2 separate regions of the Homo sapiens genome follow, and region 1 is linked to region 2. Evidence: chromatin loops called from intact Hi-C (ENCODE). Cell type or tissue: PC-3. All regions are shown on one strand.

Region 1 (5,000 bases), 65 kb after region 2:
AGTCTACTAAGTCAACGCCTTCTAAAATTTTGGTGTGGGTTTCTCTTCTCCCTTGTGGATTTATGGCTTTTTTAAAAAAGAATTCCCTTATTCTCATTTTAGTATATGTTTGGCAAGAGGCAGAGTTAAATGCTAGTAATATGCCACTTGTTTAACTGAAATCTTAGATAATTTAGCTTTTCAATAAATGTATTTATCTTCATAAATCAAACACGGTGTATCACAGACGAAACGTCAAAATGATGACAAAGTAGTTAAAAGACAAAATTGGAAGGCAAACCTAACAGAATAAAGAAATAAATGGTTGAAAGTTTGGGGGGAGCGGGTAACCTGTTTTTGCTATACAAATTTTGTTAAAAGCCAAATTTTCAAGAGAGAAAAATCAAAACCCCCTGACTTTGTACTTTTTGAGGAGTTAAAGAAACCAAGTGATTTATCCAAGACAAGTGGGCTTTTTAGTGGTGAAGATAAATTTCACATTTAAATCTGGTGAGTCCTTAACATATCATGGAGTAAAAACCAAAACCAAAGGAGACACAGGCTCTGAGAAAGGTGGGTATTTCTAGCAAAAGAAATGCTGTCAGCAGGAGGGCCGGAGGTGATCAAGTTCCAGCATTAAATTATGTACATAAAAACAGTAGTGCTTAAGCTCAAAGGCAGGGTCATCTATTTTTTGAGACAGAGACGGTCTCCCTCTGTCGCCCAGGCTGTAGTGCTGTGGCACAATCTCAGTTCACTGCAACCTCTACCTCCTAGAATCAAGCGATCCTCCTACCTCAGCCTCCCAAGTAGCTAGGACTACAGGTACACGACACCATGCCTGGCTAAATTTTTTTTTTTTTTTTTTTTTAGTAGAGATGAGGTTTTGTCATGTTGCCCAGGCTGGTCTCAGACTCCTGTGGTCAAGCAATCCTCCTGCTTCAGTCTCCCAAAGGGCTGGGATTACAGGCAGGAGCCACTGCGCTCGGCCAAAGACAGGGTAACATAAACTTTACCCTAAATCCACTGTGCATGCAGAAAGGGGTTGACTGACGAATCCTTGTTTTTCTGAGACTCGACATGCAGACAGTTTGATGCTAGAGGAGCTCCCTTTCCTAGGCTTTGTCATATTTCTTTCCCATTCACTGACTGACCTTCCTTGTTTTCAGCCCTCTATTTGCACTGGTACCCTTTAACTCAGTAGTTCTCCGCTATGGTATTAGTTGTCAGGAGTGTCCACACTTAAGTACCTTAAGTTCATGAGTCATTTTTTAAGCAAACAAAAAAGAGTAGTTATAGCACTTACTTTCTTTTGAGCATGAATAGAGAAGAAAAGGACAGAAGTATAGCAAAGAAATTAAAAATCTCTTAGTATTAGAGGTACTAAAAAAATCTAGATATTAGCAAGGGAGAATGGAGTATATGTCAGTATCATCCATGAGTGTCCCAGTAGAAAAACAACTTACTAATCTAACCAATTTCACTTTTGCTGATTCCATTCATCTCTACCTTCAGATTTCTTTTTATTTTCTTCACTACCAAAACCACTCCTGTGCTACTCTTTGACCAACAATTTTATTATGATTATTATTGCAACGTCAATTAAAGCAGGAGCAAGTCTTAGAACTCCTTCCACAATACCTTACCAACAATTAGACCTATAAAATTTAAAAGGTTGGGAGAATACTCAATAGCAGTGCACCTGTAAGGTCTCAGCTGTGCTAATCATAGGAAAATGAATAATTTCTGGAGAACAACTCTTATTTTTTCAAGCATTTTTAAATATAACAGCTTACATACTAAAGCTATATAAATCTTTAGTTACTTAAATGTCTAAAATTACTACTCTATGTATCACTCAGACATTCAATAGAAATGATAAAGTCAAATACAGGCTTTCCTTCTTGACTTCTTGGCAGCTGGAAGAATAATCCATTGCTATACTCTAATACAGACCATATACCTACTCTTCTTCCTGATGCCTAGTGATTCTGTAGCAGGTCATGATCTAACAGTTTGCTCTCAGTTCATGGAACGGCAGCAATGATATGATGCTCAGTCTTTGGTCTGTCTAAATGTGCCCATTCTTCAAAACTCAGCATTACTCCACCCTTTCCCATCATCTCTCTTTGATTTTCTGGTCTGAAGTCCTCCGGGTTGTACACTTCCCATTTATTATCCCTTTGTCTTAGTAATTCATTTGGAGATAACATAAAAGAACTGAGATAAGATATAGGGTTCTATATCACGATATATAGAACTTTATCCAGCAAATGTTCAGGTACTATTTTTTTTGGCATATTGGTTTAGGATTTAGACATTGTGTAGCTTCTGTTAAAGTAAAGCAGAGAAGGTTAAGGAAATTTTTCTGGGAGATTTTTAAAACCTTTTTACCTTTGGAATTTTAACCTTACTCAGATGGGTTCATAAGGCAATGTTTTATTTCTGGAAGATAGCTACATACATTTCACAGAATGTTACTAGGACAGTAGAATTTAGCTTCTCTACAGGCAGGACTTTTCCACTTCTGAATTTCAATGTGGCAGTTAATTTGGTTTTTTTGTTTGGTAAACAGGTTCTTTGCTGTGTCACCCAGGCAGCCTCGAACTCCTGGCCTCAAGCGAACCTCCTGCCTCAGCCTCCCAAAGTGCTAGGACTTATAGGCATCAAGCACAGCATCTGGCCCCTAAGGGTCCTATCAGGTGAGAGGAAAAACACATACACATTCACAACAAAAGGATGAGGGACCACCAGACTCTAAGACCGTCACACAGTGGACAGTCAGCAATACTACAGTATGCAACACAGCTCTCAACTCCAGGAAACACAATTCATTTTGTGTTGTATGTGAACAGCATCCCCTGGAGTTGTGCAAAGCAGTGATCCTGGTACACAAAGTTAACAAGGTGAGATGTTCCACTAAAGGGAGTTTTGTGAAATGAGAGGACAAAACACTAGCCACATTTAGATTCAGCCCTTATTAGCACCTTGAAGTACCAGAGAAGTTCCAAACTGCATAAACCAGCATATCCTGGAGTTTGGTTGTGCCTCTTTCCCCCAGGAAATCCCTATTAATATTTTTTGGAACCAGCATTCTAAAACACAATTTAGAAAACACTGAGCTACTTTATAAAAGGCCTTCAGAGTCAAGTTGTATTTTGATAAAGAGAAAAATAAAAAAAAGATGAAAGTTTTAGTGAAGAAACTGTGGTTTAAAATAGGTTATTGAAAAACAAAAGAAAATTCTGGCACAAATATGAAAGGTAGATTAAAGCAGCAGATCTGAGAGTTTTGAGAGTACAAGATTATTATTTAAAATCCTCCTGAGAGAGAACTCACTCACAGGGTTAATACAATGAATAATAGATCCACATTGTTAATAAAAAAGTATTTAAAAAGCATCTTTCAAGTTAAACAGTCAAATCTTCTTTAAGACCTATTTTTTTCAGAAAACATAAATTTGACTCCTAAATTTATCAGGTCTGTACAGTAGTCATGCCAGTTTACAGTTAGGCAGTGTAATCTCAGATTTCACAGTGTAAGCAAGCATTGGTCCATTCAACACTACCTTTATTTGTTCCCTCAGAGGCCCAGGTGACAGTAGTATTACTACAAAAGCAGGTATCCCATATTTTAAGAAACCATATTGTTGGAAGTCACTGTACTTAGAAATACCAAATATTCTTATAACTAAAAACACCACATACGATTTGGAATAGCTGACACTGTCCTAGGAAAAATTTAATAGAAAATAGCTTTTAAAAATATGGCAAAAAAAAATGTGCCCACAGTTTATTTGGACCTCTCTGCCAAAAATATTTATTAATTTAGATTACCATAAGCTTTAGTAAATTACAAGCTATGATTCCTAAATAAACCTTAAGGTGTAGCCAACAAGACTAAGTTTTGGAACAAACAAAAACAGGTTCCCAACAGTCTTGAGATGAACCTGCTTTGAAATTAATTTTATTATAAAATATATTTTAAATGCAGATACAGGCTATTTGCTATACTGTTATAAATGAAGCAAAAAACAACTGCATTTCAAAACTGGTCTTAAAGAGGAAAATTATTAAAGGCAGGTAATTCACGTGGATATGGTATTAGATAAAATAGTTCCAAAAGTCAGAGTAGATTGGTGAACTACACAAACGGTTATTTAACATTTAAGTGAGACAGCAGTAACTTCTGTTTTAATGCATAAAATAGTAAATTATCAATTAGTATGCTATCACTAATATTCTTGGAAGATCTACTTGCTGTTTTTGAAAGAGCAACTGCTTGTTAACTAAAATTAAAGAGAGCTATCTATCCACTAACTTATGTCCTTTTAGTCTGAAGGAATATCCGATCTTTTCTTCTAACAAAGAGCTAGACTAAAGGATAAACACACACTACTGTAAGGATACAGCATGCATTATTTTTATGAATATAAACTCTGGTGTCTAAGTCATTTGAAAATGGCAGACATTAAGACATGAAAATAAAAGAACATTCTCTAATAGTTTACAGTGCTTAATAAGTAACTTAAGTAACCACAGATGGATCTTCTGAAAGACTGGGCATACATAGATAACAGAAATATTTTCAATTTATCAGTTCTAGGATTGTCACAAAAACCATCGACATCAACAAATCAAACTTTGCTACTGATTTAGGTATCTCTACCATGTAACTTTAACTTAGTTATAAATGCAATGTCAATGTTTCTCAAAATGCAGACTACTGTAGCATTTGGCCCCACCTCAAATCTGCTGAATCAAAATTCCAGGGGCAATGCCAAGGAATCTGCACTTTCAGTAACTCCCCCAGGTGATTCTTCATGCACATTAATGCTGGAGAACCACACCTTTCTTGTGAGATTTATAACCAGGTTTTGGATTTCAGGAACTAAAACCTCCTCATTTGGAACCTTTTAAACTAAATTTCATTACAGAACAAATGAATATTTCAAAGAGATTTAGGTAATAAACATGTTATAGTATAAAAACAAGTGCATAAAAAGTTACAGCAGAAATTTA
Region 2 (5,000 bases):
CTGACAATGACAGAAGACTACATGTAGAAGGCTACATTTGGCTTTCCCAAAACTCTAGTATAAATTCAATCTGACAAGTACAGTTCTGATAGACAATTTCATAAATTCCATATAGAATACTGGGAAAATAAGAATAGGAACCCCAGAACCTAAAAGTTAGAATAATTAATATGACTTGGGGGTCAATTTGTGATACTATAGCTTTCTCTCATTCAGTGTTTTGGAAGCGAACTTGTAATTTTTCCCACCACCCCTTCCATTTCATATTTACTTAGTTCAACTTAGTTCAAGCTATCACAATGAGGTTACTACAAGAGCCTCCCAAGCTGTCACCCTCCATTTCAAACAGTATCCTCACCTATCCTTCCCTTCTCCAATCCCAGAACATATCTTAACCATTTGCAAATTCAATTCTGACTAGATGGAGGTGTGACTGCTAGACCTACTCTTGGTTAATCATATAATACTAAATAGTTTATATCTCAAACTCATTCTTCAGCAGTTAAAGGAGTTGGATTAGGTAAACTTTAAGGATTTTACCAGTTCTTAAGAAAAAACAACCTGTCCTTTGTAGAGCATCACAGAGAATTCATTAATTTGCTTTAAACATATATTCATTCTTTAATTTTATACTTCAATAGGCATTAAAAATAGTCATGATACAGAATAACAGACCAACTCAAGAGATATCATTAGGCCTATATTTCAGTTTTATCATTACACTAGCATGAATGCTGAATCTCAAATCTCTTGATTTTTTGGACTCTGGTCCCTCATTTGTAAAATATAGCTCTGCATTCAAAGTTTTCTAATGTTTTTGTCAGCTTACCAAAAAAAGTCTGCAAGGATTACAACAGTAGAAGGTAGCATAAAATACAGATTCCTCTTTATATTATTGACTCTTAGGAAAATGGTGTTTGCTGACAATGGTACATAGTTGCGAAAGAGGAAAGTGTTCAAAGATATAAATGAAATTTTTACCTGATAGAAGTAAGGGATCCTTATCTAAAGACTTTTTAACATGATCTGATTCACCAGTCAATGAGCTTTCATCAATTTTAAGATCGTTGCCTTGAATAAGTATGCCGTCAGCTGGAAGAAGATCACCTAAAATAAAAAGCATGATATACTAAACTTATAAACAAGATTACAGTAATTTTATGTTTAGTGTCAGATGTACTGCTCTTTTTACTTACTTACCATATTTCACTTGAGCAATATCTCCAACAGTAATGTCAGCTACAGGTATCTGAATGACCTGACCACCCCTGATGACAGTGAACTTCTGTTCTTGTTCAATTCGGCTCTGCAAACCTCTAAACTGTTTTTCCTTACTCCAGTCATTGAAAGCTGTTACTAACACCACACACACTACAGACAAGAGGATTGCAGCTCCTTCAATCCAACCAGTTTCACCTTCACCTTCTTCCTCCCCAACAGAAACTTCTCCACAAACTATTTGGAAAGAAAGAAAATGCTTATCAAAAAGATTCTGAATTGATGACAACATACATATAGTACGTCTAAATCATATTTTTGTGTTAATTATGTTTATCAATTTTACTTATAGCAATAAATACTTTATTAAATTCAAAGTATTCCATAAGAACTCTATGTCACTTTCAAGTTCCCTGCTTCTGTAATTCTTAATCTCAGTAGAGGGAGGCAGTCTAGGTAGGGTACTAGTTAAGAGTAAGGACACTGAAGGAGATGAAATATCAGTCCTAAGGCAAGTTACTTAATTTTTGAGACTTGGTTTCTTCATCGTCAAATTATGATACCACCAGCTATTCCAGAGTTATTGTGAGGATTAAATGTGAGGATACTGGTAAAGTAGGTACAGCAGTGGCTAAGGCTTTCTTCGCACTCAACCAAGAGCTAACCATATTAATTATTACATATGATAGACAAGATATACATGAGAAGTTAGTATTACGTGAAACCCATGAATCATGCTTATTTACTATGTCATTTTTACTGAAATGTGATTAAAACTTGGCTTTTATAACATGAAAAGTTAAGCAAACTGCTACTTGTTATTCCAACCATTTGAGCACAGGCTAGGTGCCAGACACTATTTTAGGGGCTAGAAATACAGTAGTGAGTAAGACACACAAGCTCTCTCTCCTCATGGAATCCATACTCAGACTGGGGACGGTATATGAAGAATTCAGATAATAATACACAAATAATTAATTTCACATATCGACAAGTGCCATGAAGAAAAACATAGTGATGTGCTATTAAATGAAAAAAGAGGGATAACTGAGGTTCAGTGAGCAGAGAAGGCCCCATTGAGGTATGCATGACATTTGAGCTACCAAATATTGGTAGAGAACCAGCCATCTAAGAAAAAAAAAATCCAGGGAGAGATTAAAATCAGTACAAATGGCAGAATAGAGATCAGAAAAGGATGTGGGGTGGGAGGTGGGGAGGGGGGAGAGAATGAGCCAAAACTCTATAGTCAATAATGGTGAAGAATAACAGAACAGTGCTTTTTGACTTCGGGCTGTAATCTAGTTGTGAGTCCAAAATCAATTCAGTGGCTCATGACCAGCATTCTGAAAAATGGAACAAAACAAAATAGAAAGGATATGTATGTAGTAAGGATAAGTATTATTTCCTGAAACGCTGATTACTTATAAATTCGCATGAAGGAATACAGGCTTCTGGGTTGCTATGTGAAGTTATTTCTTTTTAAATTGAATTGAAATGTCTGAAAGCCATTGGTTCTCTCAAACAGACAAAGCAGGAGGATTATTCAGAAGAAAAGAATGAGTAAATAAATGACACTAGAAATGACTAAAGCGTGTTCTAGCATGGTGAGTACAGACTGAAGAAAAAATCTGAGGTGTGAGGGTGCTGACTAAAAAGCAATCTGGGAGGGAAGACAGGGAATGAAGTAAAATCAATTGGGGATGAAATGGAAGACTTGACGTGAACAGTTACAAAAAATATCCTGAGAACCACCAGCAGGATTCAACTGTGAGGTACAAGCAGGATAATCCAACAGAACCCCCTCCAACACAAATACCAGAATTTCTATTTTAATTATTTTCAAGCTCAAGAAATCACCATGTGTCATTGTGTATAATAACCAGTTAAAGTGATTTTATGATTTACATTCTGTTTAACAGTCAAGGCTGTAAGAATGACTCTCCCCGCTCCATTCCTCCCTCTAGCCAGAAGACAGGAGATTAACTCTGAATTAGAGCAACTCTGGACTCAGAATCAGATGATAGAACACCATGCTGACCACTTTCACCAACTTGGAAACACAGCTAACATATTATCCAAGTGAAGCATTTTACTGGGTTTTGATGTCATTTATTACACAAAAAATGCAATACTTTATAACAGCATATAAAAACAACAGATTGACATCAGACAATGGAATTTACCAGTCATATTTTAACAAATACCTTTGCATAACTGGTGGGTAGGTATCATGAAAATGAGTATGATTTAGTAACTACACTTTTCCCACTTGGATTTATATAATGTTGTGTTTCTTTTAGCTGCGAGACATTAAAGCCAACTTCTGAAATTAAACTTAGACCTAAATCAGGTTAACAATAATGTTTTATGGCTACAAGAAGAAAGCAAACATTAAATTTTAATTTTTTCTTTTTTGAGACAGAGTCTCACTTTGTTGCTCAGGCTGGAGTGCAGTGGTGCCAATGTGGCTCACTGCATGCTCAAGCAATCTTCCTACCTCAGCCTCCCAAGTAGCTTAGACCACAAGGCGCATGCCACCACGCCCAGCTCATTTTAAAATTTTCTGTAGAGATGGGATCTCGCCACATTGCCCAGATTGGCCTCGAACTCCTGGCCTCAAGCAATCCTCCCACCTCAGCCTCCCAAAGTGCTGGGATTACAGGCATGAGCCACTGTGCCCAGCTTTATCTTTTACTTTCAATTTCTATTTTTTCTATATGCTGAAAATATACAAATTATATAGTTATAAATATAATTAATAAATGCATCATTTGGAGGTATGTGCTCATTTTTTTCCTGATAGAGTAAATAACCAAAAAAGTTTAAAGACCAACACAACAGAGGTTAAGGAGGGGAAAGAATTACGGACAATTATACAATTTTCAGCTCTGAATCTGACATGGATATCCATCACTAAACTACTGAATATTTCAAAAGAGAACTTGAAGCAAATTAATGACATATATCATTTCATATATAGTTCTACTCTACATCATACAGATAAGACCAAAATAATCTTGAAATAGTACAAAATATAAATCCTTTCCTACTGACAATGATTACAAATTTTTAGAGAAGTTATAGGGGAAAAAGGATCAAAGTTACAAAATGACTACAGCTTACAGTTATATATATGTATAAATATATAAAGAATTTTAACAATGTTTTCAGTAAAGTCCAAGCTCAAATATAATAATAAAAACCTGTATTATCAAAGGTATTCTCTTGTAAATATATTCAACTGAGAGACATGCACAATCTAAATTCAGTCAATACTCTCTACCACAAGGCAAATATTCCATTTTAAAACCTCCTAGTTGAGCTATTCATTGGGTGATGTACCAAGTTTGTACATTAACAGTACAGAGAAGTAGTTCTCAAAGTGCTGTCGTGAAACCTGAGAGGGATTCCTATTTTCATAATTTGAAGACATAATTATTGGTCTCATATTTCATTAATGTGTAACATAATTTTCCAAAGATTACACTGCATGTGATAATGTGACATAATAAATACAGAAGCAGACAGGAGAACCGAGCTATCTTCAATAAAGCTGGGCATTAAAGAGATATGACACCACTCTTTACATTATTTCATTTAAAAATTCATTATTGAGGGAACATTTTTCATCAAAATGCTATCTATGTGAATATACAATAGATTATTATTTAAAAATGCACTGATAAATATTTTGTCCAGCTTTACTGCAGTATGATTGATAAAACTGCATATAGTTAGGATATACAGCAAAATATTTTGATATATGTATATGCTGTGAAAAG

What was found. Hi-C counts contacts between places; a loop is a spot of excess contacts. Peaks named below come from ENCODE experiments on the same cell type or tissue, not always from the same donor. Only the 100,000 strongest peaks of a DNase experiment are listed, where the experiment ranks them.
Region 1: it touches region 2 in a loop (4-fold over the local background); 10 of 110 quality-filtered maps call a loop at or near these places.

The regions. Positions count from the first base shown.
Region 1 is chr12:89,699,184-89,704,183 of GRCh38, forward strand. All of the region lies in intron 1 of ATP2B1 (ATPase plasma membrane Ca2+ transporting 1), which reads right to left. Among named protein-coding and RNA genes, the nearest start is that of ATP2B1, 7.2 kb to the right of the region's middle. In PC-3, a CTCF peak has its summit at 2,830; a DNase peak (open chromatin) is centred at 1,198; H3K4me3 peaks cover 643 bases; H3K27ac peaks cover 443 bases.
Region 2 is chr12:89,633,797-89,638,796 of GRCh38, forward strand. It overlaps ATP2B1 (ATPase plasma membrane Ca2+ transporting 1), which reads right to left. Exons shown (of 21, transcript NM_001366521.1): 4 at 1,201-1,455; 5 at 982-1,107. Among named protein-coding and RNA genes, the nearest start is that of ATP2B1, 73 kb to the right of the region's middle. In PC-3, no CTCF peak of the experiment used is centred here; DNase peaks (open chromatin) are centred at 2,835 and 3,155; H3K4me3 peaks cover 675 bases; H3K27ac peaks cover 2,005 bases.